3 separate regions of the Homo sapiens genome follow, and regions 1 and 2 are each linked to region 3. The links are chromatin loops, found by intact Hi-C in ENCODE. Cell type or tissue: IMR-90. All regions are shown on one strand. Each heading gives the region's core, and the rest is flanking DNA. Links, peaks and the distances in the headings are about the cores only. Region 1 overlaps SPSB4 (splA/ryanodine receptor domain and SOCS box containing 4). Region 2 overlaps SLC25A36 (solute carrier family 25 member 36). Region 3 has its middle 43 kb from the start of SLC25A36.

Evidence for each region. Hi-C counts contacts between places; a loop is a spot of excess contacts. Peaks named below come from ENCODE experiments on the same cell type or tissue, not always from the same donor. Only the 100,000 strongest peaks of a DNase experiment are listed, where the experiment ranks them.
Region 1: a loop joins it to region 3, with 12 times the contacts of the local background. A loop is called at or near these places in 47 of 110 quality-filtered maps.
Region 2: it touches region 3 in a loop (2.9-fold over the local background); 38 of 110 quality-filtered maps call a loop at or near these places.

What each region holds. Positions count from the first base shown.
Region 1 is chr3:141,101,243-141,112,021 of GRCh38, forward strand. All of the region lies in intron 2 of SPSB4 (splA/ryanodine receptor domain and SOCS box containing 4), which reads left to right. Among named protein-coding and RNA genes, the nearest start is that of SPSB4, 55 kb to the left of the region's middle. RefSeq lists an enhancer at 1,705-2,221. In IMR-90, for the core only: a CTCF peak has its summit at 4,730 (motif pointing left); a DNase peak (open chromatin) is centred at 4,719; H3K27me3 peaks cover 2,781 bases.
Region 2 is chr3:140,967,380-140,978,158 of GRCh38, forward strand. It overlaps SLC25A36 (solute carrier family 25 member 36), which reads left to right. Exons shown (of 7, transcript NM_001104647.3): 5 at 3,548-3,614; 6 at 6,337-6,626; 7 at 8,881-10,779. The coding sequence ends at 9,074. Among named protein-coding and RNA genes, the nearest start is that of SLC25A36, 31 kb to the left of the region's middle. In IMR-90, for the core only: a CTCF peak has its summit at 5,662; no DNase peak of the experiment used is centred there.
Region 3 is chr3:140,893,711-140,904,489 of GRCh38, forward strand. It overlaps the pseudogene RPL23AP41. Among named protein-coding and RNA genes, the nearest start is that of SLC25A36, 43 kb to the right of the region's middle. In IMR-90, for the core only: a CTCF peak has its summit at 4,811 (motif pointing right); a DNase peak (open chromatin) is centred at 4,871; H3K27ac peaks cover 222 bases; H3K27me3 peaks cover 206 bases.

The DNA.
Region 1 (10,779 bases), core at 1,680-9,679, 210 kb after region 3:
ATGCTTTAGTGACCTGGCCAGAGTGATCTGAGGGCCCACGCTTTGCACCTCCCCTCAGCATCGCACTAAGGCTGGGAGGTCAGGAGAGACAGACCTGGCAGGACCAGGGGCTGGGAACCTTCTTTCCATGATAGCACTTTTGTCTTCAGCCTGGGGACACCTGCCAGGTGGCCCCTGCCCACCTCCTCGCTCTGCAGCTGGGGCAGAGACTTAGGAGTCCAGCTACCAGGGGGAGAGCCCAGCTCTGCCCCAAGCTAGTTCTGGAACCATGACTGAGTTACTCAACCTCTTCAAGCCTCTGTCTTCCCATCTGTAAAATGGAGACAATAATCCCCGCCTCGCAAAGTTCTCCTAAGGATTAAATAATAGAATGGGTATAAACTGCCCAGGACGGTGCTGGCACACAGTGGTGATCACCATCAGATGGCTCTTATTATTACCTGTGTAATATTCCCCAAATCATGGACACCTAAATTCTTTCCCACGTATTAATGTTTTTACCTTCCCTTAAGCTAAACAACTGACAGCACACTAAATAGAAGATGCACCGATAACGTGTTGCACATCTTAAACTAGTCATAATAGGTTCTGCACTATTCGTTTCCACGCACCAGCCCTTGCTCACTGGAGACTTGTAGGTTTCCCTGAAGCATTTAGAGAGATGCTTGTAAAGTCATCATGCTTCCCTGAAGGCAGTACTCCTTCTCAAGGGCCCTTTCCTCCAGGAATGCTCCTCTAGCCCCACATTTCGTGCCTTTCCAGTTGTGCAGTGGATTCTCACATAAATCACCAAAAGTTCTAATAGTTTGTTTATTCATGCTTTCATTGATTCATTCATTCCTTCATCTAAGACTAGGAATTACTCAAGCAATAAAGGTGTATCCAGGCAGAAAGAGCAAGAAATCGGAGTTATGAGAGGGCTCGGGGTCTGGGGCAGCTCAGTGTGGATAGAGCTGGAGTGAAGGGTGTAGTCACTTAGTAACTGAGTAATATATACAGAGCAGGTACTGTGGCCAGGCCCTGTGCTAGGTACTGAAGATAAGGCAGCGAACAGGCAGCCAGGGATCCTACCCCATGGAACGTACAACTTAGCAAGGAAAACATACAACCGATTACAGAAATTAGCCTGTGGTTACTAGTGTGCAGGGTGGCATGTCGGGAAGGTAGATGGTCCTGGGAGAGTGTATGAGTGGGGCCTGGTCTGTCTTGAGAGCCAGAGAAGGCCAATCTAAGGAACCTCTAAGCTTAGAGGAGGAATTAACAAGTGAGGTGCCTGTTTGGGGGTGAGGGATGAAGAAAAAGGTATTCTAGGCAGCAGCAGCAGCATGTGCAAAGGCCCTGTGGCAAGAGGGAGGCTGGCACAATTTAAGAACTCAGGTGGCAGGTGACATGCAGGGAGCATGGCAGGAAAAAAAGCTGGAGAGGCAGGCAGGGTCTCACAGAGGATAAAGGAACCAAGCAGGAACAGAAACTTTGTATATATGAAAATTTTCAGTAAGGATAAGTTGGGGTGTGGGCAAAATTGCAGACTTACTAACAGGTAAGTGGCCCCTTTGAGATGCCTGGAGGTCAATGCGGTTGCTCAAAGAAAGCATGGCCAAGAGAACACTGCCTGGCAGAACTCCTCAAGCCCTAGGGCAGCCAAGCCTGCCCATGAGGAAGAGGCCACATCTCTGCCTCTACCTCACACTTGGACTCCAGGACTCCCCTCTATTCCCAGACCCTAAAAGAGGATTTCCTGCAGCCCAAACCAGATACGGTCACTTACAAAAAAAGGAATGGCTCCCAAGTGGCCGCGCCTGTCCTGGGTGCTGCATAAAGCTGTTTGATGTCTCTGTTTTCCCAATACCTGATTGTTAACAACAGGGCTTTAGGAATCCCAGTGGCAAAGGGGCAGCCTCTGAAGACAGCAGCCTACACTGGCCTGGAGCCATGTCCCCCTCTGAGCTGGCTCCATTTGCAGACCTAGCATGCCCTTTCAAGGCACAATTAATTCTAAAGCAGGAGCTGATAACAGTGAACCCTGGGGTAGGCCACATCCCCCAAGGCAAGTCAACTAGGACTTGTTACTGAGCTACTCCAGGTCAGGCACAGTGTGGACACAGAGGGGCCCCACGACAGGGAGCAAAGAGCTTCCCATCCAGCTCACTCATCAACCCAAGGAAATGGCAGCATCGGAACAGCACACACTTTTGGTGCCCTCAGCTGTACACAATCCTGACCCTGAAAATGAATGGAAAAGACTCAGTTGGTGCCTGGGAAGGAATCAGCTTCTGTCCTGAAGTATATTAAAGAAAGGTCTTCTCAGGTGCTACTTGCTTGCAGTTCATTTATACCTCCCTGGTTACCTGCCTCCCATTCCCTCCGCACAACAAACCACAAATGAGAATGTAGGGTAGGTAAGGCCAGAGACAGGCACACCAGCCGCAACCCTCCAACAGCGAACTGCCTACCCACATGAGGGACACAGAACAGCCACAGCAAACAAGAACTCTTAAAGTGCAGCTGTCCGGAGCCATTCAGCAAAGGGGCATGAGGCCCAGCCCTCAGGAGCCAGGCAGAGCAAGGTTGTAGTACCAAAAATGACCTTTTTTTTTTTTTTCCTTCTAATTCTGAATCCTCCAGAATGGATTCAGTTATGTTTAGGGTGATTAGTTCAAGATCAGGGAATAATGAGTCTTAGAAAAATTCCCACCCAAAGAGATCATGCTCAAAGTAGGTTCGTCACTTAAAAGGACCATTGATCCGACAAATTCACTCATGTTGAGAAAGCTTTCCCCAACAGTTTCCAATAAATGAGGTGTCAGTGAAATGATCTCAGCAGTGAAATAAATAATACCAGCATTAAACTATAAAGCAGCCCCTAGAAGGGTGTGATTATCTAGTGAGGGGTACAGACAAGGAGTGCCTGCAGGTCCCTGCGGGTGCAGAATGACAGAGGGACTGGGCCGAGAGGAGGACCTTGTGCAGCATTGAAATGGGGCAGGAATGGGCTGGAGGGAGAGGGCAGGGGAAAAGCACTCCAGGCAGTGGGAGTGGCAGGAGCAAAGGCAAGGGGCTGGAATGTGCTTCATTTCTTGGGGAAGGGGAAGAAAGTACATGAGACTGGCAAGAGGGAAGTTTGTGGGTAGATTCCTTGAGGAGAGCCTGCTGGGGCCAGACTGTGACCTGGACACGCTGCAGACACCTCCCAGGTGGCTGCCACTGACCAGCCACAGAAGCTTCTTTGAGGGCCTCCCAGACACACCCCCAAGGATCTCCTCTGCATGGCAGATGGCTGGGGTTGTTTTTGGCAGCTTAGATTCTGGAAGTCTGTGGGAGGAGATGGCCAGGCGGGAATGAAAGGCTGCCAGACCTCGTGACCTGCACACAGGTGGCCGGTGTCAGGCAGGCAGTGGTGTCTGCAGACTTTGCTGCCCAGACCTGGGCAGGGCCTGCCAGGGCGTCCTGGGAGCCAGCACAGGCTGCGCGGCCGGCCCATCACAAGTGAGCCTTTGTGGCCCCGGTTTACGAAACCAGCCAAATATTTTCCTTGTCACTTTATGAGGTGCTAGGTCTACCCATTCAAGCTGGGAAAAATAAAGCGTCACAGAATTTGCGCCGTTAGAGTTGAGGAGGTTTGAAGTGAACCAATGCTCCTTTTAAAAGAATTCTGTGCCCCTGGGAAGGCCTGTCAGCCTGAGGGGTAGGAGTACACCCAAGATCCCACCTCTGGAAGGGATGGGTACCATCCAAGCCGCCTGCAGGTTTTACAGACGTAGAGAATGAGGCCCTGAGTCTGGAAAGTCTTCAGCCCACAAGGCGGATGGAGTCAGATGAATGAGGAGACTGAGTTCCTTAAATATCTTTAGCACCATACATTCAGGAACCATTTTAGCCTCTTTTTCACAGGTGAGGCCAGAAAGGCTCACAGAAAAGGGTGGATGGGAATTCTCCTTCAGAACTTCACTGCAAGGCAGAAAGGATTCCAGAAGGGCTTTGAGGCTGAGGTGCGTGGTGAAACGGGATGTTACACACTGAAGTTGAAAAGCATCCGCCTTGTGCAGTAAGCCAGTGGGCAGTCACCATTGCGCTGATTCCTGGCCTCCCACTGAGTTCCCACATCCCCTACAAAGCCCCATTTCTTACTGCCCATGGCCTATAATTTCATTGGTAGATCTGCTTCCCTTTTGCCTCTAGTAATAAGTTTCATTTATTGGGTACTTGCTATATTATGCCAAGCATTCCACTAGGTACCTCATTCATTCATTTAACTGAGATTTATCAAACACCTACTATATGCTGCCCCCCGAGGATGCAGCAGCCCTGTCTGGCGTAGTATTGAATCCATTGTTACAGATGGATCATTTGAGCTCAAAGAGAAGTGACTTGCCGAAGACATACAGCTAATACACGGCAGAGTTGAATTTCAAAGCCAGGCGGGTCTGACTTCAAGGTATGGCTTCTCTCCACTCCCTCATTGACAGGGTTAGGAAGAGGCAAGTAATTAATAAAGAAGACACAATGTAAGTAATCATAATTCTTTTCTTTGCCTTCAAAGTTATAATAAAATAGATTAAAGTTTTAAATGCTTACTACGTTTTTTAAAAAAATTTCTTTTCCATCTCCCTTTCCTGGTAAACTGCTTATTATCTTTTAGATGAAATAAAGATACACTTTCATAAAAGAGAATCCGTGATGGCCACTTAAAATTCCACACTACATGTGGTAACTACATCGCCACCTGGTGGTACAGATTTTGCATAACGGGATGTAAATCAAGAGCAAAGACAACAGCTATGGGCCATTGGAAGGGACTACAATTTGGAAGTGAGAATTCAGAGGTTCTAGTCTGTGCTCTGCCCTAGACTGGCCGTGGTGGCACTGAGTCAGCCACTCCAGCCCTCTAGGTGGCAGATCCTTTTTTTGCAGCTCCTGTGTGGGCTGGTGTCCCTGGAGACTCCGTTTTAACTTGGACATTCCCTCTTTATTGTCCTCCTATGTTGCACTGAACTCAAAGAAAAATGCTCAGGTGGGTTTTGAGGTACCAGTTGGGGAGATAGTGTGGGGCAAGGCTTTCTGGAGCCCTCGGGCCACTCCATGAAGGCAGCACCTCCTCCTCTAAGTGTGCACCTTGGCCTGGCCTCAGGTATCCCATTATGGCTTTTCACCCTCCCTGGGATCTGCTCTGACTGCAGTCCTCTTAAGGGCAGTTCTCACCCCATGCCTTTCTCACCAGACCAGAGACCCTCTACCACACCCTAGGGTATCCATCAGGAATTACCTCCGATCAGAGTTCAAGAAACCAAGTTCAGGGTCTAGGATGGGCTTAGCACAGCAGAAGTAGTTTGTTAGTTGTATTCTTTTATAAGGAACAGAAGACCTGACCCCAAACTGCCTTAAGTTAATAAAAGGAATATATGTGCTTTTGTCACTGAGTAATTGTAGTTGCTTTAGCCTCACCTGTAATCCCAGGTTCAAACACCATTGGCAGGGTCTGACGTCTCTCTCTCCATTTCTCAGCTCTTCTTCCTTCGTGTCTAGTGGCACCTTAGGGGTGTCTTATGGGGCTTTAGGCCCCACACCCTCAACCTACCTGAAATAACAGGATCTAAGCAGACAGTGTTTCCTAGATCTCCCATCTCACAGACCACCACTCCTGAGCCCCTCCTACATACACATTCTAGAGGCCTCTGTATGGGGTCATCTTTCTCAGGTCCCCAAATGACTTCAAGGAGGCCCTGGGTCCACCTGTTGCTCCTTCTTATTGCAGGCCATGCCCAGCACAAGTCCTGGAATCCACTCTCATGGGCCCCACTGGGATCTCAGGCTCACCCCTGAACCAGTCAGTCACAGTGGCCACTGGACTGGAATGTGCTGATTGGCTCAGCCTGGTCAGAGGCTCCACGCCTGGGGTTGGGATGGGGCAAAGCCTCAGGAAAAACACACTCCCCAAGGGATCTGAAATGTTTTACCTAAAGGGCAGGTGACGGATGCTGGAGGCAAAACCATCAGAAATCCATTAGTAATTAACATAAAAGTTAGTAGAATGGAAGTTCATACATTATTTATCTTTTGAGTAAATCAGAGTGATAAGACTATCTTAATGGTAATGTCGCTTCATTCACTGGAAAGGTGTGTTCATAGGAATGCAAAAGGCTTAGGAAAAAAATAAATAAGACGAGAAGAGTCTGTTCAGCGACAGAGAAAACAGAGTTGGGCCTGGCCTCTGTCCTGTCCCCACTATGTGTCCATCCAGGGCAAGGACAGTATTGGTGAAGACATGTTTCAACAATGCCTTCAACTCAGCCCTGAAGAAGAAAGGTAGTCCCTTAGGTTTCTGAGTTTCCTTCTGGGAGTCTGTCTTGCATGTGAATATCATCCTGTAACTATTGGGACAGCCTTACATCCCCTCTGCTAGTCTCTAAAATTGACTTGAAGATTTTTATTTGTGCCCAGGCACAGTGGCTCAGGCCTGTAATCCCAGCACTTTGGGAGGCCAAGACAGGTGGATCACCTGAGGTTAGGAGTTCAAGACCAGCCTGGGCAACATGGTGAACTTTTCTCTACTAAAAGTACAAAAATTAGCCAGGCATGGTGGCTCAAGCCTGTAATCCCAGCTACTTGGGAGGCTGAGGCACGAACATCACTTGAACGCAGGAGGTGGAGGTTGCAGTGAACCGAGATCACACCACTGCACTCCAGCCTGGGCAACAGAGCGAGACTCTGTCTTAAAAAAAAAAATAAAATAAAAGATTTTTATTTGTCTGCGGTGGCCTCTTTCGCTGTTCTGTCCTGCTTGGGCTAATGTTTAAAATTCCAGATAGAGTGTCCAAGTGGGCAGGGCCTTAGGGACTCTGGTGCAAGCCCCTTCTGCTGTGAATGGGGGCCAGCGAGGGTCAGAGTCTTACTGAATTCACAGAGCTAGTTAAATCACCGAGCTCAGGAGCCTCTGCCTGGCAACCCCTTCTCGTGGGAGTCTCGTTACCACAGGGTTCCCAAGCAGGCAGACAGAGAGGCAGCCAAGGTGAAGGCCCCGATGACACCTTTGCTATGAATAACCCACAAAATCAATTACTGCAGTGGGCAGAGCAGCAGCCAGGCCCTTCACTGTGTGCTGCTGGGCGCATGTACTGAGATCACTTCTTGCTGCAGGGCTTCCCTTCCTAATTGTATTTTGCTCAAACTAATGTTAAAAATTAACTTTCCCAGCATTCAGATGAGGCCAAAGCAGGAGGTGGAATAAGAGAAAAGACTTAATTTTTAGTGGATAGACCACCAGGGAGCCACCTGGGATAGATGTTCTGTGTGTGTTTGATCTCTCAGAGATGGAGAACATTTACTGAGCAGCATTCTGTGCTAGGTCCTGGGGTACTCCCTAGGATCAGACCGAGGCCATGCCTCAAAGAGCCCCTAGTTTATCGGGTAGCCACACAAGTAACAATAGTGATAGTTCAGTGAGATGAGCATTAATAAAGGGCTCTGGGTAGTGCAGGAGGCGTGGAGGAGAGAGAGAATATCAGGTGTTTGGGTCAGCTGTGGCATCGAGGAAGTGCAGACAGAGGAGGAATATTTGAGTTGAGATTTAAAGACTCAAGTATCCCTTTCCCTAGATGGAGAAGACCGAAAGCAGCATTTCAGGGGAGGGCACAGCATGTGTGAAGGCACAGCGGCTTTAAATTGCACAGCAGCACTCAGGAGGTTGTGAGAAGTCCAAGGTGCATACGAGGAAGAGAGCAGTCAGCAAAGAGACCAGATCATGGAGGGTGACCCCACCGCTCTAACTGGTATTTATTCATTCATCAAAACCTGGGCCTTTTGGAGTCCAGTTTTTTAAATTTAGATTTTACTTATTTTGAATACATTTATAAGGTTTTATTAAAACATGACAGTGATCAGTCTTCTTCCCACCCCTGTTTTCAGCCACCCTCCCCAGAGGCAACCGATGCTGTCAGATTCTTGTGTATTCTAAGGTGTTTCCCACAAATACACAAACAGCAGCAGTCCACTCACACCTTGCCATGCACCTTGCTTCCATCACTTCATATATCTTGGAGGTGATTCAGCACATGGAGCTTCCGCCTTCTCCTTGACAATGGTGGGAGCTCAGTTGTTAGTCCTAGCTTAGAGACCTTCTCATTCCACCCCTCATCTTACAGTGGAAAGGCCCAGAGAAGGTGGGGAGCAGCTCCAGCTCACCTGCTGTTCAGGGACTGAGCCAGGCCTGAAACTCACTCCTCTGCCTCCCATACCCACCCTGGGCCAGCCAGATCCACTTCCTTGCCAGCGGTCCTCATTTGCTAGCCCATCAGCTGGGTGAGGCTGCCATTTTTCATAGCCATTACAGGCAGAGAAGCTGGTGTTTCCATCGGCCTCGTGATGTGGATTTTAGACTTCCACAGTAATCTTTATCATTGTTTTCTCACTTTCCCTTTCTCTCCCCTCTTCCTCCTCCTCTTCCTCCCCATCTTACATCTCAGCAGCCTTGTATCAAGCCTCTGCCCCACCCTGGTCCCAGCAACTGGTCACCATGGCAACAAGGGCCTTCCATCAAAAAGCGGCCTTCCAGGTATTTTATTTTGAGCCCCAATTAAGCAGGGCAGGTCACAGGCTGGGAGCAGTGCAGAGAAGAGTGTTTTACGGCCTGTGAGAGAGCCCAGGTGCTATTTATAGCTCCTTAATCGGTGTTGCTAAATGGGTCTTAACTCACGTCCTGTGGCAACTGCACATTTTCATCGCAGAGAATCTCCGCCCCACAGCCTCACTCCCTCCATCTGTTGGCCTGAGGGAGAAATGGTGCCTCCTCTGTGCTCAGCAGCTGTCAGGCCACTTGACCCTTCTGACCTCCTCCTGACACTCTCTGGCCCTTTGCAGCCCTGCCTTTGGGGATATTTGGTCCACAGCGGATGCTTCTTTCAGGAACCCAGAGGCCTCAGCCCTGTCCCAGGGCTGGAGTTCTGTCCCCAACCTCCCACCACCTCTTCTCAGCCTCCCCATCAAAGCCAGAGTGGTAAGAGGGACATGTAAGACAATATATCCAGGTTTTTGTGGATACTCCAAAAATTCTTTCCATTAACATCTCATAGGTTAACTAGCATTTTCAATCATTAAAACAGAGCAAGTTAACAGCTTCTTACAGTTGGGGAAATAGAGGCTGAGAATGGGAGAGGGAATTAACAGATACCCATTGCCACATACTGCCTTGGAGCTTTATATGTACCATCTCATTCAATCTTCACACAACTTGTTTTATAGAGAAGGAAACTATACCAGTCAGGATAGCCCAGGTTTTGCTGCTGTAACAGACAATCCCCAAACCTCACTGACTTCAAACAACAAAGGTTTGTTTTTGCCCATATTGTGTGCTCATTGCTGTTCAGCAGGAGGCTTTATTCCACAAAGTGTGTCCTCACTTTGGGTCCAGGGCAGAAGGAACAGCCCCTAATGGTGACTAATGGAAAAGTGAAGGCAGCAAAATTCACACTGGCTCCTAAAGTTTCCAAGCAAAAGTAACACACATCACTTCTGCTGCCATTTCCTTAGCAAGTCTTATGGCCACACCTAACTTCAAGTGAGTAGGGAAGGATAAGCTGATCATTGCTCAGAGGGCAAGAGCCAGAATATTTGAGAACAACCACATTGACCTCCACAGAAGCTGAGAGTCCCAGAGGTGAAGTGATTTGCCCAGATCCCACGGCTCCAAAGTGGCAGAGCAGGGATTTGAACTGTCAGCTGTTTCCCCCAGAAACCTGTGCATGTAACAAAGTGGTTATAGACTTGGGCTCTAACGTCATACTTCTGGCTTGAACTCTATCTCCAGTATTCACCAGCTATGTTATCCTAATTAGGCAAGTCATTTAACCTCTCAGAGCCTCATTTATTTGTTAAATGAAGACACTAGTGCAGGACTATGTTCTGAAAACCAAAACTTTTTTCATAAGTTTGGGGCAAACTCATTTGGCAGCCAGACTCAACTTGAACTGGGTGAGACTATTTATATCACTCCTTATTTCACTTGGCGTGAATATTCATAGGTTTCACTGTAGAAATATTAAAGTGTTTGGTTGCAGTCCGCTGGGGATGTTATACCATACATAGCATATGCAACCTAATTACTAAACCCTGGAACTTGCTTTTTTTTTTTTTTTTTTTTTTTTTTGGTAAGGGACAATGGTCCTGTAGTACTTCCCTCATGGGGTCATCATAAGGATTAAGGGAAATGATTTGTCAAAAATTCTGAGCACAGGGCCCAGCACATAGTGAGCGCTCCATGCTTGGTGGTTATTTTTGGTCCCTAGATTGAACTGTTGAGGCAGGAAGAGGCCTGGGCTGCGAGAAACTGCCATGCAAGCTGAAACCACAGCAAGAAAAGAGTGGGAACACTCCAGTTTGCACAGAACCCACATCAGCGGGTCTCTCAGTTTCCTGAGTGTTCCGTCCTAGGAAACAGGTTCTTTAGGGCCCCATTAATCCTCTAGGGTGTTTTTGGAATGATTCACTCTGAGAGCAAATGGAGTGTTTGGGTCCTCGGAAAAAGACAAAGTGCTTTGTAAGTATACGGTATTGTTTTCACACTTATTAAATGTGATGTGCCCCTTCCATCGGGCAAGAGTCTAGGGCTTTGCCATATTCATTTCTCAGGATCGTGGAACCCAAAACCTGTTCCTCAGAAGACCTCAAAGCCCTGCCTTATGGTTAGAACCTGAGACCCCACCCTCCACTCTGAGCAGCTTCCCGTCTCTCCGCTAAATAGACTGGAGTTCTGCATAAATTTCATTTGGCAAAGGGTTCTGCTGTTTG
Region 2 (10,779 bases), core at 1,868-9,867, 74 kb after region 3:
GCCTAATACAATGCTTTCCATTCTTTTTTGTCTGTTGATACTTGGCTTTCTTAGAACTCTTTTGCAAAAAAAACAAAAATTAATTACTTTGCAAATAAATGCAGGATAAGAATATATGGGATCTTAGCTGTTTTAGTTTTAATTACTTTTAAAAGTGGTGTTAATACATTTAGGAGGTTAGGTGGGCTTTGTTCTTACAGAAGTTGAAATAAAAAGTACTGAAAATGCAACACTACAGGTATCACTCACTTAATGAAATCAACATTTTCAGCAAGTTTAAGCAGAATTTTTCTGTTAATCTGGTTTTTAATTGCTCGACACTATCAAATGGAATCTTACTTAGATAAAGCAAAACTTTTAAAGTAGCATTTTTAAAAATTTTTTAAGCTTTCTAACATACTAACCATCCTACTAAGAGTATGGCCAATATATTGGCACTTTGCTTTAACTGACTGTGGAGCAATATTAGTTCTTCTTAACTTACAAATGGATCCCTCATGTCGTCTTAAGTTCATTTTCATGTTTCACTAGGTGCTCAGAATCTTAATATAAATTGGCAAATTATGAAAATGTCACAAAATTAAAATGCAAAATAAAAAGTAATAGGCAATTTCTAAATTTCAGGGGCACCATTCCCAGTATCTTTGTGTGTGTTTGTCATATAAGTAGTGGGAAGATATGTTTAGCTTGGGCTAACCTCAAATTGCCTTACCATATATAATGCTAAGTTACGATAAATTTTTGTTTTTTTCCATTGGCTTCATTTCTTAGATTATTAGATTATATTTATTAGATGTAATTAGCCTAGTAATGTCTATTTAGTTTGTTAAAGTGTCTTTGGTTAGGAGAAAGTAATAGCATAAAACTCAAGGACCTGAGTTTTTAGCGGTAAAGGGCTAATAGCTAAAACTGTGGATTGTGTCTAGATTCTTTACCTAACCCAATGGTTTGCTGGCATTTAGGTTAGTGTCTTTATAAAGAGCTAGCTCTCATTGGGAGAGTTGAGCCAGAGCAACCATAGTAAACATAGCTTACTGATAATAGCAATTACGTAGGGATAAGATAACATTCTCTCACTTACCTAAATTTTAATGTGTCCTGTTACATAGGTTAATTTGTGCTTGGAAATGAATTTTAGTTAAGTGAGAAATACCTGTTGTTTGCTTTCTGACATTATAGTAATATGTACAGAGAATAATTTAAAATTATAATTTATGGGTCTTTAAAAGGTTTTGTTCCTAACAACATTTATAAAAATTTATTGTACTATTGTAAAGTTTTTTATATATGGGTTTTTTTCCAGCCTCAAATTCTTTTGTGACTTGGAAGAGTATTATGGACAGAAGCTTGGGTACTGCTTAAAATTTATGTTTTTAGAAGTAGAACTTTTATTTAAAAAAAAAAAAACTTAGGTGCTCATCTTCTTTTCAAATAAGTATAATAAGATGAATGAGAATTTTTACCTAGATTGGCTGTTTTTTAAAAAGTTTGATGTAAAGATTCCCAGTTTTAAGCTTTTAAAATTCAATAAAAAGCAAATAGTTTTTCTTAAGATTTCTATAAAATGATTAATAAAAATCATTATAGTGATGCAGAATATTTTGTTGGTTTATGCTGCTTAGCAGCTTTTTACTCATAAACCCTTAATTTTGCTGTACAGACATATTTAGCTATTACAAATATTTAAGTTTACAAAACAAGAATCATTAAATTGGAGTTTGACCAGAATATTGATGTCTGATTGCTTTAAAATATAATTTGAATATCCTAGCCTTTTCATGTAGAAAAATGAGGTTCAAAAGAAGAGAAAAATAATACTCTATAACTTTATTCTCAGTTAAGCTAGAACCATGCAAGAAAATATTTAAACTGGTCTGATAGTTTCATGTTTTTCTTTTCTTTTCTTTTACCAAGAATATATGCATGAAAAGAACCTTTTATTTAAAAAGATGTTCCTGGCAGCCTGCTCAACACTTTAAATTTTATCAGTTTAGTACCTGCTGATGCGTCTAAAACTGTTGGTCCCATTCTAGTTTTATACTTACATATGTAGTATTAAAAGCACTTAAGAGAAATGTAGAATATATAATCTTTATAAAAGTATTAAAGGAATTATTTAAATTGAATTTGTATCCCATTTATCTTGCTTGCTAAATAGATTTAATTGGAGCATCCATTTGTATAACGTCTGGCTATTTCTACAATGTTAAAACAGTGGGTTGAGGAAGTAAAATTTGAGTTACTCAGTTACTGACATAGAAAAGAACCCTGTGAGACCAAATTCAGCTTTGGAAACAATTTAGTGTAATTATTTTGCATATGTAGATACACCTTTGAAAGCCAAGAAAGGTTTATGATTGGATCTGTACTATATTAATTTAAAAACAAATTATTCTTAAGTATATTGTAGCATTTCTGTTCCTGTAAGTACTTTACTCATCTTAAATGTACTGATCATTAGCCACCTTTATAAAAAGAATGTGCCTGACCCACTAGTATTTGATAGAAATATTAAAACAGTTAAGATCCTTAAACATTTCTGCATATAATTTTTTATTGAGTAAATGTAACTTAACGTAAGTAGTTCTATGAAGTCTGTGTAAATTAAAACCCTGTTTTGTGTAGATGAAGCAATCTTTATAAGTTTCTGTCATCAAGACTGTATTTTGTGTGCTATTTTTCCATAGCTAGGAAGGTGGCAAGTAAAACATATGCACTATCCTAGAAACATACTGTTCCAGGTAGATCTTAATTTACTACCTGGAATGAGCCATCTTAGGTGACCACCATTCTGCACCAATACCTAGTACATAATACTTTAGTTTTAAAGTAAACTAGAGCTGTCTTCTACCCTGAGTTTATTCCATGTCTATAAAAGAGGGAACTTCCAATTTGTGACTTTTTGAACTTTTGAGTTTTTGTATGTGTTTAAGTAAATGACGATAGGCCTGTCCTATTAACCCTAACAAAAACCTTACTGTGATACGGTTATTTTAACAGTATTAGTATGTATATATGTAGAAAGTATTCATGGGGCCAAACAACAGTCTTTTCCACTATATAATCAACTAAAGATCAAACTATTGGTAAAATTTGACATTTGTGTAGAATTCATTTTGAATGTAGTGATTTGGGATGCTAATCAAACCCCAGGTAACTGTTTTTTTTAGCTGGTTTTAAGGATCCCAAGTGCATGCTTTTTAGCCGTAGAATACACAAAATGTCTATGTGTTTGTAGAGATGGATTTCTGAATTCAGCTTAGACAGTAGAGAGCACCCTAAAGGATATTCTAAGTAGGTTGGGAAAGCAATTTATATTCATTTTGCTTTTAAAAGAATCTGTTAGTTAAGGACAGAATTTGAGAATTCATATAGATTGGAAGTGAAGACAAATGTTTGTCGTATGTGAAAAGTGTAATATATACATAAATTAGTAGTTTATTTATATACATTTTCTTGAATGTAGATTTATCTAATTTTTAAAACCTTAAAGTTAATAGTGAATTCTTCATTTTTACCAGAGTTCATTTTAAACATGTTTGTTTAGGTTTTACTGCAATCACAGCAACCAACCCCATTTGGCTTATAAAGACTCGGTTACAGCTTGATGCAAGGTATGTTAATTCCTTAAAATAAAATTGGTTAAAGTGGATTTAACTAATTTTTTTTCTACAAAGTTTTTCTTTCCTTTGCTGCTGAATTTGTTTGTTGTTGTAGTTTAATTTTGAAACTTGGGTCTGCCATCAGAAAAAAGATAATGTAAGAGTTGACAATATGAACTTTTCCAGGTGAAAAAAGTATATTATTAATATGTGTTGTTTTGTTTTGTTTTGTTTTAAAAAGAGTGGCTAGAAAGATACCATAGAGAAACAGAAAGGAAAGAAAGAGATAGATTAACCCAGCCCAAAAGGTAATACTTTCCTTACATGGGTACTTATAATTGGCCTCGCAGAAGCTAAGTAAGCCACAAGGTCAGCTAGTCTAGACTGAATCTTTGAGGATCATTGCTCAAATTTAGTGACCTTGTGAATAGAGAACCCTAGGCTGACAGACAGTTCTCATATATCGTCTGTTACCACTGACCACTTTATAATAGCAAGATTCATTCATTCAACAAATCTATATTAGCAGATACTGCTACGTCTTAGAGATGCACCAGGAAACAGTGGGGACTTATTTTAAATGGAATAATCAAGGAAAGGTTTTTTGAACCCATTTTAAGCTGAGGAACCAATCGGTGCAAACCTCAGAGGTTCTAAAGTGTAGGGCCTTTGGTGTTCTGGGAACTGAGAGTAGGCCAAAAGCAGTGCTGCGTAGGGTCTTGCCATCTCAACTCTCCTACTGGCTTTAGAATAGAGACTCTTAAGTAACGAGATGGTCCTATCTTATATGTTACAATAATAATGTTAATGGTTTTAAACTATTTTAGACTTTCAGTCTGGAGTAGGTTCTGTGTATAACATGTTTCTACTGTTTTTATATTTTGGTGTTTGGGAAATAGTGTTATGTCCTATAGGCTTTAGGTAAAACTGATCTAATAAATCATTAACAATTATGCCTGCTTAAATATCTGTTTTCCATCTTCTGTTATGTTGAACTATATACTATTTGGAAACTTGAAAAGAAATATCTAATTGTTTCATCTGAAATAGATCTTTTAATGAAATCTTAAGTGTTGTAGCAAAACTCCAAGTTTATTTCTTAAAGCCACATATCTGAAAAGTAGTGGTAGCTAAGACTTATTCCAAAGATTAGAAAGTACAAGATGCTAGTCCACATTATTCTATTGTAAACTACCAGAGTTAGGTTTCACTATGTTTAGCGTTGCTCTATGAGGAATCCAGGAAAAGCATGACTTAAAACTCTTTAATATTATTTTTTTCCACTTATAATTGTAACACAAGCTGGCACAATTCTTAGGCTTGTGGGGTTGGGGAATTGGATAGGGGTGGGGTAATAATGAAAGGTTGACTTGAGGATTCTGGTTTATAAGGCTGAGGGCTGAGCGCAGTGGATCATGCCTGTAATCCCAGAGCTTTGAGAGGCCAGGGCAGGAGGATTGCTTGAGGCCAGGAGTTTAAGAACAGCCTGGGCAACATTGCAAGACTTAATCTCTATAAAAAATGCATGCCTATAATCCTAGCTACCTGGGAGGCTGAGGTGGGAGGATTGCTTGAGCCCAGGAGTTTGAGGCTGCAGTGAGCCATGATTGCACCATGGAGACTCCATCTGTTAAAAAAGAAAAAAAAGAAAAAGAAAAAAATTAATAAAAAAATAAAAATAGGGCTGATATGTCACCTTTCAGGATTTGTATCTCTTTTAACTTTCTTGTGAGGAAGGATCTTTAATGAAACTAGTTACAGTTGGTTTGTGGATCATTTATCTAATAGGTATTCAATATCTAAAGACAATCCATTCATAAAACTGGTGGAATCTGTAGGTAATTAAGTGGGTGTTGTAGTTGTGATTTTATTTTATGTCAGAAACAAGTTAGGTATAATTTATAAATAGGTAAATTTTCTGTTTTTTTAGTAGGTAGCATTTAAACCTGTCTCTTATAGATAAGGACCTGTTGGGGGAATCAGTGTAAGGTAACAAATATTGTTAAAACTCAAAATTACATGTGTAGGAGATGTTGTATTCTATAAGAGTAGGTGCTGCCCCCTTAAGTAGAACTAAGGAAATTGTATTAGGAAGAGTACTGAATAAATATAACACTACAGTTTCTCATTTACTAGTCACCAGGGAGACTGATATGACCATTGCCTTTAAATGATCATAGGGAATTTGACTTACATTCACCCTATCACTTCTTGGGAGAATATGAGTGGGGTTGAAAGAGAATCCCTCAGGTGCACAGAATTTTAGTTAATCATACTGCCTGGTTTATGATATTCTATCATCATTGGTGTCTCAGTCATTCTATTTATGTTACTAAATGCAAAGGAAATTCAGCTTACTTAGAACTGGAATTAATACAGTGTGAGGATTTTTGTTTACTTTGTTTTGTTTTTGTCTTGAGCTGCAGTCAGGGTGTATAGTTCCTAAAGGATTTTGTTGCTTATCCCTGCCATGTGAACCCCAATGAGGACATGAGACCGAAGATTCAGTGTAGTGCATTTTGCATTCAGTAAAATAAACTATTTACATATCACCCATTTAATATGACAAATTTGGGACAAAAGAATAGGAAATCTAAAATATGAATATTGTTTTAAAATTCTAATTCTTCATGAGTTAAAGAAGGCCATTCTTTTATTATTAGAATGACATATTTTATTATATTTTACTTACTTTAAAAAACCTATCAGTAAGATGTTTCTTTTTGCTTTTCAGGAACCGCGGGGAAAGGCGAATGGGTGCTTTTGAATGTGTTCGTAAAGTGTATCAGACAGATGGACTAAAAGGATTTTATAGGGGCATGTCTGCTTCATATGCTGGTATATCAGAGACTGTTATCCATTTTGTTATTTATGAAAGTATAAAACAAAAACTACTGGAATATAAGACTGCTTCTACAATGGAAAATGATGAAGAGTCTGTGAAAGAAGCATCAGATTTTGTGGGAATGATGCTAGCTGCTGCCACCTCAAAAACTTGTGCCACAACTATAGCATATCCACATGGTAAGAAGAGTTATCTATTAAATCAGAAATATTTTCCCACCCCAGCCAACAGCTCACTTATTAAAGCATTTATAATTTTACTGCATTCTGGTATAACAAAATACAATTATTGGGAGTTCATAATGAGATTAAATCTGGTTAAGTAATGTAGGCTGTATTAATAGGTCAGTATTATGCTATCAAATAGCATGGTGGTGATTGAGCATGAGCTCTGAAGTCAGTCAAATTCCAGCCTTACTCACTTCAGCTTGGTGACTTTTGGGCAAGTTTCTAAGTTTTGAAAAAAGTATGTATGTAGGTGCTATACTAGATAGTTTACATACATTACTAATCTACATAAAAATTCTCTAAAGTACTTATTTTCCCTGTTATGCTAGAACATAACCAGAATTGTTCTCCTTTTCAAATTGAATACTGAAAAGAAATGTAAACATGAAATAACTTGCCCAAGGTCACATACCTACTTAATGGTGAAGCCCAAATTTGAATTAAAGTCTGTAATCCCAAAGACCAAGCTATTTTACATTATTTCATGTTGGCAAATAAGTATGTGTTAATAATTCCTTTTATTTCTGTATTTAAATTTTATAATAGCCTATTTCATTAATAGCTAGGTAAATCACTTAAGAATTTATCTGCTACATGCTGAGGTTTTTTGGTAGCTTTTTTGGTTGTTTTAAGTGTCGCTTTTGATTTTTGCATGTTTAAGATTTGTTTTTTAATGTAAGCGCTTCATTTTTGTTCACTTACACTGATTAATATTTACCGTCTCCATTGTATATTATATCAGGAAAAATGAGCCAGGCCTAGAAAATGTGTATTTGCTCTAATAGTAATTTATGAAACCAACTCTTTAACCAGGTTGGACTATGAACTTATCTCAGTTTCCTGAAGGAAGTTCCTGACTTTTCTAAAAGAAGTCAAAATAGGACAGTATCAGCAATATTGTTTAGATACTGACCTATGGGGTAGGTTAGGATGGTGGCCTGCTAAGGTGTAAGGAACAGAGTTTTGGGGTTTAAACAGTCTTTTCCCTTGAAGTGAGATGATGTCATTACAGGAAGAGGTACAGTTGATAAACAAGATACATTCTTTTTTTTTTTTTTTTTTTTTTTTTTTTTTGATAGGATCTCACTGTGTCACCCAGGCTTGAGTGCAGTCACATGATCATAGCTCCCTGCAACCTTGAACTCCAAGGCTCAATTAATCCTCCTGCCCCAGCCTCCCAAGTAGCTGGGACTATGAGCTCAGGCCACTATGCCCAGCTAATTTTTTAATTTTTAGTAGAGACATAGTCTTGCTGGGTTCCCCAGGCTGGTCTCAAACTCTGGGCTCAAGCGATTCTCCCACCTCGGCCTCCCAGAATGCTAGTCAGGCTCAGGCATGAGCCACCACACCTGTCCAAACAGGACATTTTGGAGTTAAATGGCACGAATCTTTAAGACAGAACAGATTTCAAGTAAATAGTTACAATTGCTGTGGGTTGCTTTAGACTATTTCCCTAGGCCCATCTGGAATACTGTGCTGAAAAAATTTGAGGAATAGTGGATGTAAAAAAAAGTAGTTACATAGGAAGCTGTGAGTTCTTGTCCCAGCTTCTACCCACAACTGGCCAAAATTTCTCAGTAGCTCCAATTTCTCACCTTTTAAAATGAGGAAAAATTGGACTGACTAATCTTTAAGGTTCATTCAGCTCTTAAAAATTTATTATTTTTGCTTACCTGATTCCCAGACTGGGTTTTATAGCTGGCAGCTAGTGTTTGGAACATTGTCAACTTCTTTGTCCACATGATGTTTCACATTCATATATGTGGACTGTTTTGAATAGATTAATAATGCTATTGTTTCTTTGTAGTACTCACTTTAAACAAATCTTTTCTGCTTGTTTCTCACTGTATCCTTTTTATATTCATCCTGGATGCCACCTCTTTACTGCCTCTTCACCTTTTCCTCCTTCTCATTTCTATTCTTCCTTTTATCTGTTTATCTAGCATACAACTGATACTTCTCTCTTGTTATATTGTGTCTTTTTACATTCAAAGACTATAAAGTCTATAATTAATGTACATGATTTTGGCCATATTAGAAGTTTGATGTTACTATAATGTGACTGGTTTCAATAAGCTACACATTAGAAGCCATCCTTTTTTATCCTGAGCTTACACTTACAGACTGATAAATGGGATGTGCTCAGTTATAATTAGAAGAGTGTAAAGATATCAGTAATGTTTAATTTTATTTCTTTCCTACACAGAAGTTGTAAGAACAAGACTACGTGAAGAGGGAACAAAATACAGATCTTTTTTTCAGACTCTATCTTTGCTTGTTCAAGAAGAAGGTTATGGGTCTCTTTATCGTGGTCTGACAACTCATCTAGTGAGACAGATTCCAAACACAGCCATTATGATGGCCACCTATGAATTGGTGGTTTACCTACTCAATGGATAGCAGCACGAGGACTGCTGTACTGCAAAAAAAGAAGACCAAAAGATTACAGTGGACCATGGGATACAGAAGCCAGCATGGCAGACAGAAGAAAAATAGTTTGGGAACATGTAACTATTCTAAGTGGAAGTTTTGTTGTAGGAATTATAGTAATCACACCACATTACTTGGCCTTTCGGTAATGTGAAAAAAAAAAAAAACCTCAGAGCCTCCAAGGAAATGCCTTTAGAAGCACTCCTCTCTCAAAATTGCCATTTTCTCTACCATGTCCCCCAGACACAGTTGGGTTTTGTTGATTTATGGCAGTCTTCTAAACAAAGCCATCCTTAATTTTACATACTGTATTGTAACTATCCAAAGATAGTATTGGCAGTCATAAATTTATAACTTCTGGCCTTTGTTTAATTCCAGTAAAATAACAGCAATGACAATGAGATCGTCAGTATTATTTTCACATTTCCCTGAGAGGACCTGGCACAATATTTTAAATTTAATTATTTGGCAGTAGTCACTGTTTTTGACAACCAATGAAATAGCGTCTAAATATCTTGTATATTTTTTAGCATCAAAATGTTTTGGTTTCCACTGCTGACAGGTGCTTGTTGTTTAGCCTAATGTGGATATTTAAATTGTTAACATACCAAACACACATGGTAATAGTTTGGGACAAAATAACTAGTAAAATGTTGATTTCTCGGCTTTTTCACTGACTGCGGCATGTCCTCGTGTCTTCTCTGATTTTGTGGTACATGAATGAATGCATTTATCTTTTTAGTGACTTACTAGTTACGAACTTGAATTATCACCTCTTTGTCATACTTAAGTATCATTTACATAAAGTGTAAAAGATTTTTTCACTTTTGAATCTTTACCTACTTGCTTTCACATTAAGAATTTGAACTTTTGAGTTTTTTCCAGGTCTATATATAATAGATTACATTTATTTTGTAAAGAAAATAGTAATTTAAAGTTTTGCCATTTTAAGGTGACAATATTTGGGACAGTATAAATATTATAGACAAGGGCCCCCTTGCTGTCTGCTTTAGCAGGTAGTGACATTAATTGACTTATAGTTTTGTGTAAATGAACAAACTGCTTTTGACAAGAAATTTATTCTGTCCTAGTTTCCTGCGTGGTAAATCATAGAAAGATTCAAGTTCATTTGGGTTAAATGTGCTAATAGGATGTAGCTTTTAAATTCTGCTATTGAGTCAGCTGTACCTTTTAATACTTTAAATGTGTTATTTGTATGGCCCTTATAAAGGTGTTTGCTGTAATTCTGTTAAAAGACTTCGCCTATGCCATACTGGTGTATAAAAACTGCCGCAATTGGACGCCGGTGTGGTACTCATTTCAGTATACCTGAACTGTACATTTTGTGCAATGGCTTTATCTAAAAGAATGACGCTTCGTGAAAGCACTTTGTGGCCTTTTTTGGGGGGGAGGGTGAGAGAGTAGGAGAGAATACCATGTTAAGATTAAAAAAAAAAACAAAAACATTGGTCACGTATTAGGCAGAAACAGTGTTCATAACATTTTTCTGGGTTTTAAATATGTTGTTTCGGATATCCTTAATATAAATGTTTTAGGTATTCTGTGTACCCTGTCGTACCCCCAACATTATAGAATATTGCAGCGTGTCATTGCAAGCTTTCTCTGCTGTCACCAGTGAAACATAGTGCCCTGTTAAATTCCCCCACTTTAACTT
Region 3 (10,779 bases), core at 1,674-9,673:
TGTTGAGGATTTTTGCATCTATATTCATCAGGGATATTGGTCTGTAGTTTTCTCTTTTTTTTAATGTCCCTTCCTGGTTTCGGTATTAGGGTGATACTGGCTTCATAGAATGATTTAAGGAGGATTCTCTCTTTCCTCTATCTTTTGGAATAGTTTCAGTAAGATTGGTACCAATTCTTCCTTGAATGCCTGATAGAATTCAGTTGTGAATCCATCTGGTCCTGAACTTTTTTGTTGGTATTTTTTTTATCAGTGTTTCAGTCATTACTTCTATTTGGTCTGTTCACAGTTTCTATTTCTTCCTCATTTAATCTAGGAGGGTTTTATATTTCCAGGAATTTATCCATGTCCTCTAGACTTTCTAGTTTGTGCACGGAAAAGTGTTCATAGTAGCCTTGAATGATCTTTTGTATTTCTGTGTTATCAGTTGTAATATCTCTTGTTTTGTTTCTAATTGAGCATATTTGGATCTTCTCTCTTCTTTTCTTGGCTACTCTCACTAATGGTCAATCAATTTTGTTTATCTTTTTCAAAGAACCAGCTTTTTGTTTCTAAGTCTTTTGTATTTTTTTGTTTGAATTTCATTTTGTTTTGCTCTGATCTTTGTTTCTTCCTTTCTTTTCTTCTTTTCTGTTTGAATTTCATTTAGTTCTGCTCTGATCTTTGTTTCCTTCTTTTCTTCTGCTGGGTTTGGGTTTGTTTGTTCTTGTTTCTCTAGTTCCTTGAGGAGTGACCTTAGATTGTCTATTCATGCTCTTTCAGACTTTTTGATGTAGGCATTTAATGTTATGAACTTTCCTTTTAGCAATGCTTTGGCTGTATCTCAGAGATTTTGATAACTTGTGTCACTGTTATTCAGTTCAAAGAATGTTTTAATTTCTATCTTGATTTCATTGTTTACCCAAAGATCATTCAAGAGCAGATTATTTAATTTCCATGTGTTTTTATAGTTTTGAGGGTTCTTTTTGGAGTTGATTTCCAGTTTTATTCCACTGTGGTCTGAAAGCGTACTTGATATAATTCTGATTTTCTAAAATTTATTGAGATTTGTTTTGTGGCCTATCATATGGCCTATCTTGGAGAATGTTCCATGTGCTGATAAAAATAATGTATATGTTGGTTAGAATGCTCTGTAAACATCTGTTAAGTCCATTCGTTCTAGGGTATAGTTTAAGTCCATTGTTTCTTTGTTGGCTTTCTGTCTTGATGACCTGTTTAGTGCTGTAAGTGAAGTATTGAAGCCACCCACTATGATTGTGTTGCTGTCTATCTTGTTTCTTATGTCTAGTAATAATTGTTTTATAAATTTGGGAGCTCCAGTGTTAGGTGTATATATGTTTAGGATTGTGATATTTTCCTGTTGCACCGATCTTTCTATCATTATATAACCTCCCTCTTTGTCTTTTTTAATTGTTGTTACTTTAAAGTCTGTTTTGTCTGATATAGGAATAGCTACTCCTGCTCACTTTTGGTTTCCATTTGCATGGAATATCTTTTTCTACCCCTTTACCTCAAGTTTATGTGAGTCCTTATGTGTTAGGTGAAACTCTTGAAGATAGCAGATACTTGGTTGGTGAATTTTTATCCATTCTGACATTCTGTATATTTTAAGTTGAGCATTAAATGTTAGTATTGAGATATGAAGTACTATTTCATTCATCATCTAGTTGTTGCCAGATGGTTTTTCTTCGTTGCATTATCATTATTGTTTTTATTGTGAGATTTATGTGTCAAGAAGTTTCTATTTTGGTGTATTTTGAAGTTTTGTTTCAAGATTTAGAACTCCTTTTACCATTTCTTATAGTGCTGGCTTGGTAGTGGTGAATTCTCTTGGCATTTGTTTGTCTGAAAAAAACTTTATCTCTCCTCCATTGATGAAGCTTAGTTTTGCCGGATACAAAATTCTTGGCTGGACATTATTTTGTTTGAGGGGGCTAAAGATAGAACCCCTATCTCTTTGAGCTTGTAGGGTTTCTGCTGATAAATCTGCTGTTAATCTGATAGGTTTTCCTTCATAGGCTACCTGATGGTTTTGCCTCATAGCTCTTAAGATTGTTTCCTTAGTCTTTACTTTAAATAATCTGATGTCTATGTGCCTGCATGATGATCTTTATGCAATGAATTTCCCAGGTGTTCTTTGCCTGGGAAACACTTGTATTGGATGTCTTGTATTTGGATGTCTTGTATTTGGATGTCTAGATCTCTAGTGAGTCCAGGGAAGTTTTCCTCAATTATTCCCTCAAATATGTTTTCTGAACTTTTAGATTTCTCTCTTTCTCAGGGAAACCAATTATTCTTAGGTTTGGCCATTTAACATAATCCCAAATTTCTTGGAGGCTTTCTTCATTTTTTAATTCTTTTTTCTTTGTCTTTGTCTTTGAAAGCTTTGTCTTTGAGCTCTGAAGTTCTTTCTTCTACTTGTTCTAGTCTGTTGTTGACACTTTCCAGTGCATTTTGTATTTCTCTAAGTGTGTCTTTCATTTTCAGATATTGTGATTGTTTTTTCTTTATGGTATCTATTTCTCTGGAGAATTTTTCATCCATATCCTGTATTGTTTTCTGAATGTCTTTAAGTTGGTTTTCACCTTTCTCTGGTATCTCCTTAAGTAGCTTAATGATCAACCTTCTGAATTTTTTTTTCTGGCAATTCAGAGATTTCTTCTTGATTTGGATCAATTTCTGGTGAGCTAGTGTGATCTTTCGGCGGTGTTTTATAGAACCTTGTTTTGTCATATTACCAGAATTACTTTTCTGGTTCCTTCTCATTTGAGTACACCATTTCAGTGGAAAAATCTGGAACTCACGGCCTGATGTTCAGATTTTTTTGTCCCATGGGATGATCCCTTGATGTGGTGCTCTCCCCCTTCCCCTAGGGATGGGGCTTCCTGAGAGCCATAGTGCAGTGATTATTATTGCCCTTCACGGTCTAGCCACCCAGTGGGGCTACCAGGCTCTGGGCTGGTGCTGGGGAATGTCTGCAAAGAGTCCTGTGATGTCATGAATCTTCAGCTCTCTCAGCCGTGGATACCAGCACCTGCTCTGGTGAAGGTGGTGGGGGAATGAAGTAGACTCTTTGAGAGTCCTTGGTTGTAGATATGTTCAGCGTGCTGAATATATGCTGGTTATGCTAGCAATGAAATTGTCCCATGGACAGACTCGGGATCTCTGGTTAGCCAGGATGTTGCAGGCAATTGAATTAGCTATTATTTGCTCCTTCCTTGGAGCAGGGTTATTCTGTCATGAGTTGCTGTAATGTCCTGACTTGGTTGGCATCCATCCAAGAGATGGCACTTTCAAGAGTGCACCAGCTGCAATAGTAGAAGTGGGATATAAGCTTGCCCTAAGTTGGCCAGTGTAAGTATTCAGGTTTCTCAGGCAAGGGGCAGGGTCATAAAGCTCCCAAGAATTTATGTCTTTTGTGATTGGCTACCAGGGCAAGTAGAGAAAGACCATCAGGTGGGGAAAGAGTTAGGCAAGTCTGACTCAGACTCTCCTTGGGCAGGGCTTGCTGCAGCCACTGCAGAGAACTGGGGGAGGGAGGAGGCTCTTGGGCCAATGGGGTATGTTTCAGAGCGGATTATGGCTGCCTCTGTGGCCAAGGAAGTGGGGGAAAGCCGGTAGCAATAGGCCTCACCCAGCTGAGATGCTGTTGGCAAGGCCGGTCTCACTCTTGCCATGCCCTGCTAACAGTGGTGAGTGCAGGCAGCCTACACACCTTATAGCATTTTTCCCTTACTAGTTGAGTGTTCCTAAAGGAAGGTCATTTACCAGTTAAACTCCATCATTTTGCCTCTTAGTGCACGTGCTTGAGCCCACTTGCCCAACTCCTCAGATCTTATCAGGAAGCTGCTGATCTATCTATTGGGAGACTTTCCCTGGAGCCTTTCCCTGGACCTGGCTGTGACCAATTATTATTTTAGAAAGACAGTTTAACAACGACCTGACCATCACCTGATGGTTACCTGACATTCCTGGTTATGGGGTGAGGGCCTCTCCTGGCCTGCTCGTCTGCCTAACTTTCTTTCTAGAATCACTAGGAGTTTAGCAAAGGAATAATAAAGATAACTGTCAGAATGGATTTTTCCTCAGGGGTGGGGGTAGGAAGAGGATTCCAATGGGGTAGGACACTGGTAGTGTGGAGAAAGCTGTTTATTATTCCATATACCTTGTAGTGTGTGTGTGCGTGTGTGTGTGTGTGCGTGTGCTTTTGTTTGTATGATATACTAATTTTTAAAAGCAACTAAAAAATGATTATTTGTTTCTGGAATATCTAGAGCATAAAGCATATGGAAACATCTGTTTGGTATACTAAAGACATAATGCTTGCTTTGACTGGGAAAATCACAATAACTTGTTCTTGAATGTCACTTGCCATTTTCAAAAGTATCACCAAGTTGTTGGCAAATGGTAGTGTGAACTTGGGGTTGCCAAATATTCAGATCTTTACAAGAAAAGCTGGAAGTAAAAATTTTTCATGTATGCAACTAATTTAACTATTTGGAAACAGTAAATGAATCAATACGATGAAGGTCAAACAAAGCCATCCATGTGTATGTTGCCAGGCTATGACCTCTGTTCTAGACTCATAGTCTCTTAGAGGTAGTCTTAGTCCCCGAGTGAGTAGGGTCATTCCTTTTAGATAGGACATGAGCTCTTCAGTATACTCCACAACTCCCCATTCTTCTCACATCCTGCCATCTTCATTCTTCTATATTTTCTGCCTGGCCCCACGAGATGGCAGTTTGTAAACCAACTCCTCTTCCCTATTCTATGACATTGATAGGAATCTACCTGTATTTCTCTCAATCCACCATCAGAGGGCAGGCATGGGAAATAAAAGATGAAAAACCATAGATTTTGCAACTACTGGTACATTCAGAGAAAGGAATCCAGGGATCAACCACAAAAGTCATTTTGTGTTTTTCTGAGTTTAGAAGTATTCTGCAAACATAAAGTATGAGGGTGGGAGTGTTCATGCTTTGCAATAGCTGACCTCTATAGAGATTCTGCTCTAAGAATCAGAGCTTGGCATTGCTTAGGGGCCTAGCTCAGGACAACCAGGAACATGGCTTCTTTCAGAAAGTCTTACAAATAAGTAAGAGATTCCATATGCTCTCTCACAGTCACACTTTTCTGCTGAACACATCTGTCAAAGGTAATCTCCTTGATAATCATACATTCTTTGGGGAGAGACTATGGAGCAGAGTAGGGATAAGCCAGCCTCTCCCAGTGGGCAATGGGCAATCACAGTGTGCAGTAGCTGGGAAACGTTTGGCAATCAGCTCTCAAAACAAACAAACAAAACAGCTCTGACTTGTAGCATTTGCCAATTTTTATGGTGTACATACTCCTTCCTTGGCCAACTTTAAGCTTCTAACATGGTGTCATTGAACACACAGTTGGGAAGAGATGCACCCAATGGGCTTTTGCCACAACACGCCTGCTTTACCACACCACTGACTCCCAGCCCCCACCTCCATTTCAAAGTTACATCTTTACTGTAAAAGCAGGCCTATCCCTAATATTTTTAGAGTTTAGGATACAGGTACAAATGGAGGCCCACATACTATATGTCTAGATATTTAAGGTATAAATCAAACTAACAAATTGTTCACTAAAATATGTCTTATCCTGTCACCTTGACAAATATACCTTTATAACTACCTAGAAAGCCAGGTTTAAATTCAGAATTCTATGCCTGAACATGCTTACATAGAAGAAGCCATCTCTGGCCCTCCAGCTCAGGCTAACTCCCCTTCTCTTCCCACCCTCAGCACACACAAGCCCTAGCCCTTGCTGCCAAGCTCTAACCACACCCTCTGCAAACAGCTGCCCCTTGGCCATTTCTTAGGCCTGGGTGTGAGCACATTGACAGTGTAGTCTGTGCACAGGAGAATGGGATGAGGGAGGAGGCCACACTCACCTAAAAATGGACTGGTGGTTATTTGAGAAGGGAATTACAGGGCTTCAAGTGCCTGAAGCATGGAGGTGGGGGTTAGGCTCCAAGAGGGCATGTCCTCGTTGCTCTGGGGATTCCTTAATCTTTGGGCCCAGGACCAACATGGGCCTTTTAAAGTACAGGACTCAGGGCAGGGCACTTTCTCTCCCACTCCTGAGAGTGACTAGTGTGCAAAAGTCTCTCCTCTATCAGGATCTTCTGATGACCTTCCGTGTTAAACATCCCTCCCTCATTGAGGCTCCTGAAATTCCAATCACTCAGACAGAGTATGTACTGGGTACTACAATGTGCTGGCTCTGAGGACAGCAAAGGAAGGAAAAGATTCTTCCGCCTCAACATTTCTTTCTTTCTTTTTTTTTTTTTCCAGACAGAGTCTCTCTGTGTCACCAGGCTGGAGTGCAGTGGCACCATCTCAGCTCACTGCAACCTCTGCCTCCCAAATTCAAGCGATTCTCCTGCCTCAGCCTCATGAGTAGCTGGGATTACAGGTACCCACCACCACGCCCGGCTAATTTTTGTATTTTTGGTAGAGATGGGGTTTCACCATGTTGACCAGGCTGGTCTTGAACTCCTGACCTCAGGTGATCTGCCTGACTCAGCCTCCTAAAATGCTGGGATTACAAGTGTGAGCCACCATGCCCAGCCTCTGCCTCAACATCTCCGAAAGGTTAGTCCATTATATTTGGGTCTTCACTTGTACTTTAAAGCAGGGGTCAGCAAACCAAGACCCACAGGCCAAATCCTGCCCACCCATGTTTGTACAGCCCATGACCTTAGAATACATTTTGAAAGGGCTAATGAAAAAAAATCAAAAGAAGTATATTTCTGGATATGAGAAAATTATACAAATTCTAATTTCATTATCCATAAAGAAAATTGTACCAGAACACAGCCCTGTTGGTTTACATATTGTCTATGGCTACCATGGCTGTTGACTGGTTGTGATGGAGACTCATTGGTCCACAAAGCCTAAAATATTTACTCCCTAACCCTTAAGAAAGTTTCCCAACCTGTACTTTAGAGTTAAGTTTTTTCCTGTGTTTCTCCAAAGAAGATTGGTAGTACATAGAGTAAGAAGGATGTGAGCCCCTGAGAGTGAGAGACAGGACTAGCTGGATTTCCTAGGCCAACTAAGGATTCCTAAGCCTAGCTGGGGAAGGTGACCGCACCTACCTTTAAACACAGGGCTTGTAACTCAGCTCATACCCAACCAATCAGGTAGTAAAGACGGCTCACTAAAATATCAATTAGGCTAAAGACAGGAGGTAAACAAACAGTCAATCATCTATCACCTGAGAGCACAGGGGGAGGGACAATGATTGGGATATAAACACCAGGCATTCAAGCCAGAAGTGGGCAACTCCCTTTGGGTCCCCTCCCATTGTACGGGAGCTCTGTTTTCACTCTGTTAAATCTTGCAACTGCACACTCTTCTGGTCCATGTTTGTTACGGCTCTAGCTGAGCTTTCGCTCGCCATCCACCACTGCTGTTTGCCACTGTCGCAGACCCACCGCTGACTTCCACCCTTCCAGATCCAGCAGAGTGTCCACTGTGCTCCTGATCCAGTGAGGCGCCCATTGCTGCTCCCAATCAGGCTAAAGGCTCACCATTGTTCCTGCATGGCTAAGTGCCCGGGTTCATCCTAATCGAGCTGAACACTAGTCGCTGGATTCCATGGTTCTCTTCCATGACCCATGGCCTCTAATAGAGCTATAACACTCACTGCACGGCCTGAGGTTCCATTCCTTGGAATCCATGAGGCCAAGAACCCCAGGTCAGGGAACAAAAGGCTTGCCGCCATCTTGGGAGCAGCCTGCCACCATCTTGGGAGCTCTAAGAACAAAGACCCGCCAGTAATAAGAGGGAAGGGCTAGGAGAGGACAAAAAGGTGGAGACCAGAATTTGGGGCTGGACAGATTGCAGAACTTCACCTCCTGAGAAAAGGGCCTGGGTACATAAGGACAGAAAGTGGAAGGAAAAATGGGCATGGGAGCCTGTCATGCTTCATCAACACACAGGCCAGTCTTTGCCTTAGTTTCCCCCATTAATCCCATATATGGTCTCCATTTAATTGGAACTTTAAATCTCCACCGTGGAACTCACCATAGTGCCTTGCTGTGCAATTAATTAACTTTGGGGTTGAATGGCATTGAGGGCTCATCATTAAAACATCTAGAGCAGCTCTGTCTAGTGTAAAGATAATGAGAGCCAGCTATATATGTCTAAATTTTCTAATAGCTTCACTTTCAAAAGTAAAAAGAAACTGGCAATATAAATGAAGTATTTTACTTACACCAATATATCCAAAATATTATGATTTCAATATGTAATCAGTATAAAAATTACTGAGATGTTCTATATTCTTTTTTTACACTAAGTCTTTAAATCTGGTAAATATTTTATTCTTACAGCACATCTCAGTTTGAAAAATCTCATGCTAAATTTCACCAGTAATACTTAATCTGTATTTATATTTCATAAAATTAATGGTTGAGAAAGTAGATTACGGACCCTTTTCATGAGATGGCGCTGAAAGCAAAGAAGGAAGCTGCTGCTGCTCCTAAAGGAGAAGCCAAAACAAAGGCTTTGAAGGCCAAGAAGGCAGTGTTGAAAGGTGTCCACAGCCACAAAAAAAAGATCTGCACGTCACCCACCTTCCAGCGGCCCTAGACACTGTGACTCCGGAGGCAGCCCAAATGTCCTCAGAAGAGTGCCCCCAGGAGAAACAAGCTTGACCACTATGCCGTCAAGATTCCCCTGACCACTGAGTCTGCCATGAAGAAGATAGACGACAACACACTTGTGTTCATTTGGTTGTTAAAAACAACAAGCACCAGATCAAACAGGCTGTGTGACATTGATGTGGCCAAGGTCAACACCCTGATTCACCCTGATGGAGAGAAGAAGGCATATGTTCGACTGGCTCCGGATTACAATGCTTTGGATGTTGCCATGTTGCCAACAAAATTGGGATCATCTAAACTGAGTCCATCTGGCTAATTCTAAATATATGTATATCTTTTCACCAGAAAAAAAAGTAGATTACATACTCAAAGTATTCGAAACATGCTTAAATATTTTCTAATATTAAATGAAGTTTCAATTGTTAAATGTAAATTTAAATTCATTAATATTAAATAAAATTTAAAATTCAGGTCTTTAGTTGTTATAGCCACATTTCACAGGCTCTATAGCCACATGTGGTTAGTGACTACCATATTAGACAAGAGTGGCTCTAGATAAATTCATGGTAACTGAACTTCCAAGCATGTTCTCTTTTATTGGTTTCTGTCAACAATAGGATGACAATTAATATTTACAGAGCACTTATTCTGTGCCTTTAAGCTCTTCAAGTCACAGGGAACTGTCATAAGAACAGACATATACAGTCATGTGTTGCTTAACAATAAGAATCCCTTCTGAGAAATGTGTTGTTAGGTGATTTTTGTCATTGTGGAAACATCATAGAGTATATTTACACAAACCTAGATAGTATAGCCTACTAAATACCTAGGCTATATGGTATAACCTATTGTTCCAGGGCTACAAACCTCCACAGCAAGTTACTCTACTGAATACTGTAGGCAATTGTAATACAATGATAAGCATTTGTGTATATAAACATATCTAAACTTGGAAAAGATACAGAAAAAATACAGTATAAAAGATTTAAAAAGTGTGACACCTGGATAGGGCACTTAACCATGAATGGAATTTGTAGGACTGGAGTTCCTCTGGGTGAGTCAGTGAGTGAGTGGTGAGTGAATGTGAAGGCCTAGGACATTACTGTATATTATTTTAGAGCCTATAAAGACTGTACACTTAGGCTATTCCAAATTTATTAAAAATATTTTTCTTTCTTCAATAATAAATTAACCTTAGCTTACTGTACTGTTTTATTTTATAAACTTTTTAATTTTTTTAACTTTTTGACTCTGTTGTAATAACACTTAATTTAAAACACAAACACGTTGTATAGCCATACAAAAATATGTTCATTCTTTATATCTTTATAAGCATTTTTTTTTTTTACTTTTTAACCTTTTTGTTAAAAAATAAGACACAAACAAACACATTAGTCTGGGCTTACAGAAGGTTAGGATCATCAATACCGTTGTCTTCCACCTCCACATCTTGTCCCACAGGAAGGTGTTCAGGGACAACAACATGCATGGAGCTGTCATCTATAAGAATGCCTTCTCACACCTGTAATCCCAGCATTTTGGGAGGCTGAGGAAGCCAGATCACTTGAGGTCAGGAGTTTGAGACCAGCCTGGCCAACATGGTAAAACCCTGTCTCTACTAAAAATACAAAAAAAATAGCTAGGCTCAGTGGTGCATGCCTGTAATCCCGGATACTCTGGAGACTGAGGTGGGAGAATCACTTGAATTCAGGAGGTGGAGGTTGCAGTGAACTGAGATCGGCACCACTGCACTCCAGCCTGGGCGACCGAGTGAGACTCAAAAAAAAAAAAAAAATGCCTTCTTCCATAATATCTCCTGAAGGACCTGCATAAGGTTGTTTTACATTTTTTATAAGTAGAAAAAGCACATTCTAAAGTAACAGTAAAAATTAGAGTACAGTAAATACATAACCCAGTAACATAGCCATTTATTATCATTATCAAGTATTATTTCCTGTACATAATTGTATGTACTATACTTTTATAGGACTGGCAGAGCTGTGCATTTGTTTACACCAGCATCACCACAAACATGTGAGTAGTTCATCGTGCTACAGCGTTAGGATGGCTACAGGGTCAATAGGCAATAGGAAAGTTTCAGCTCCATTATAATCTTATGGAACCACCATGGTATG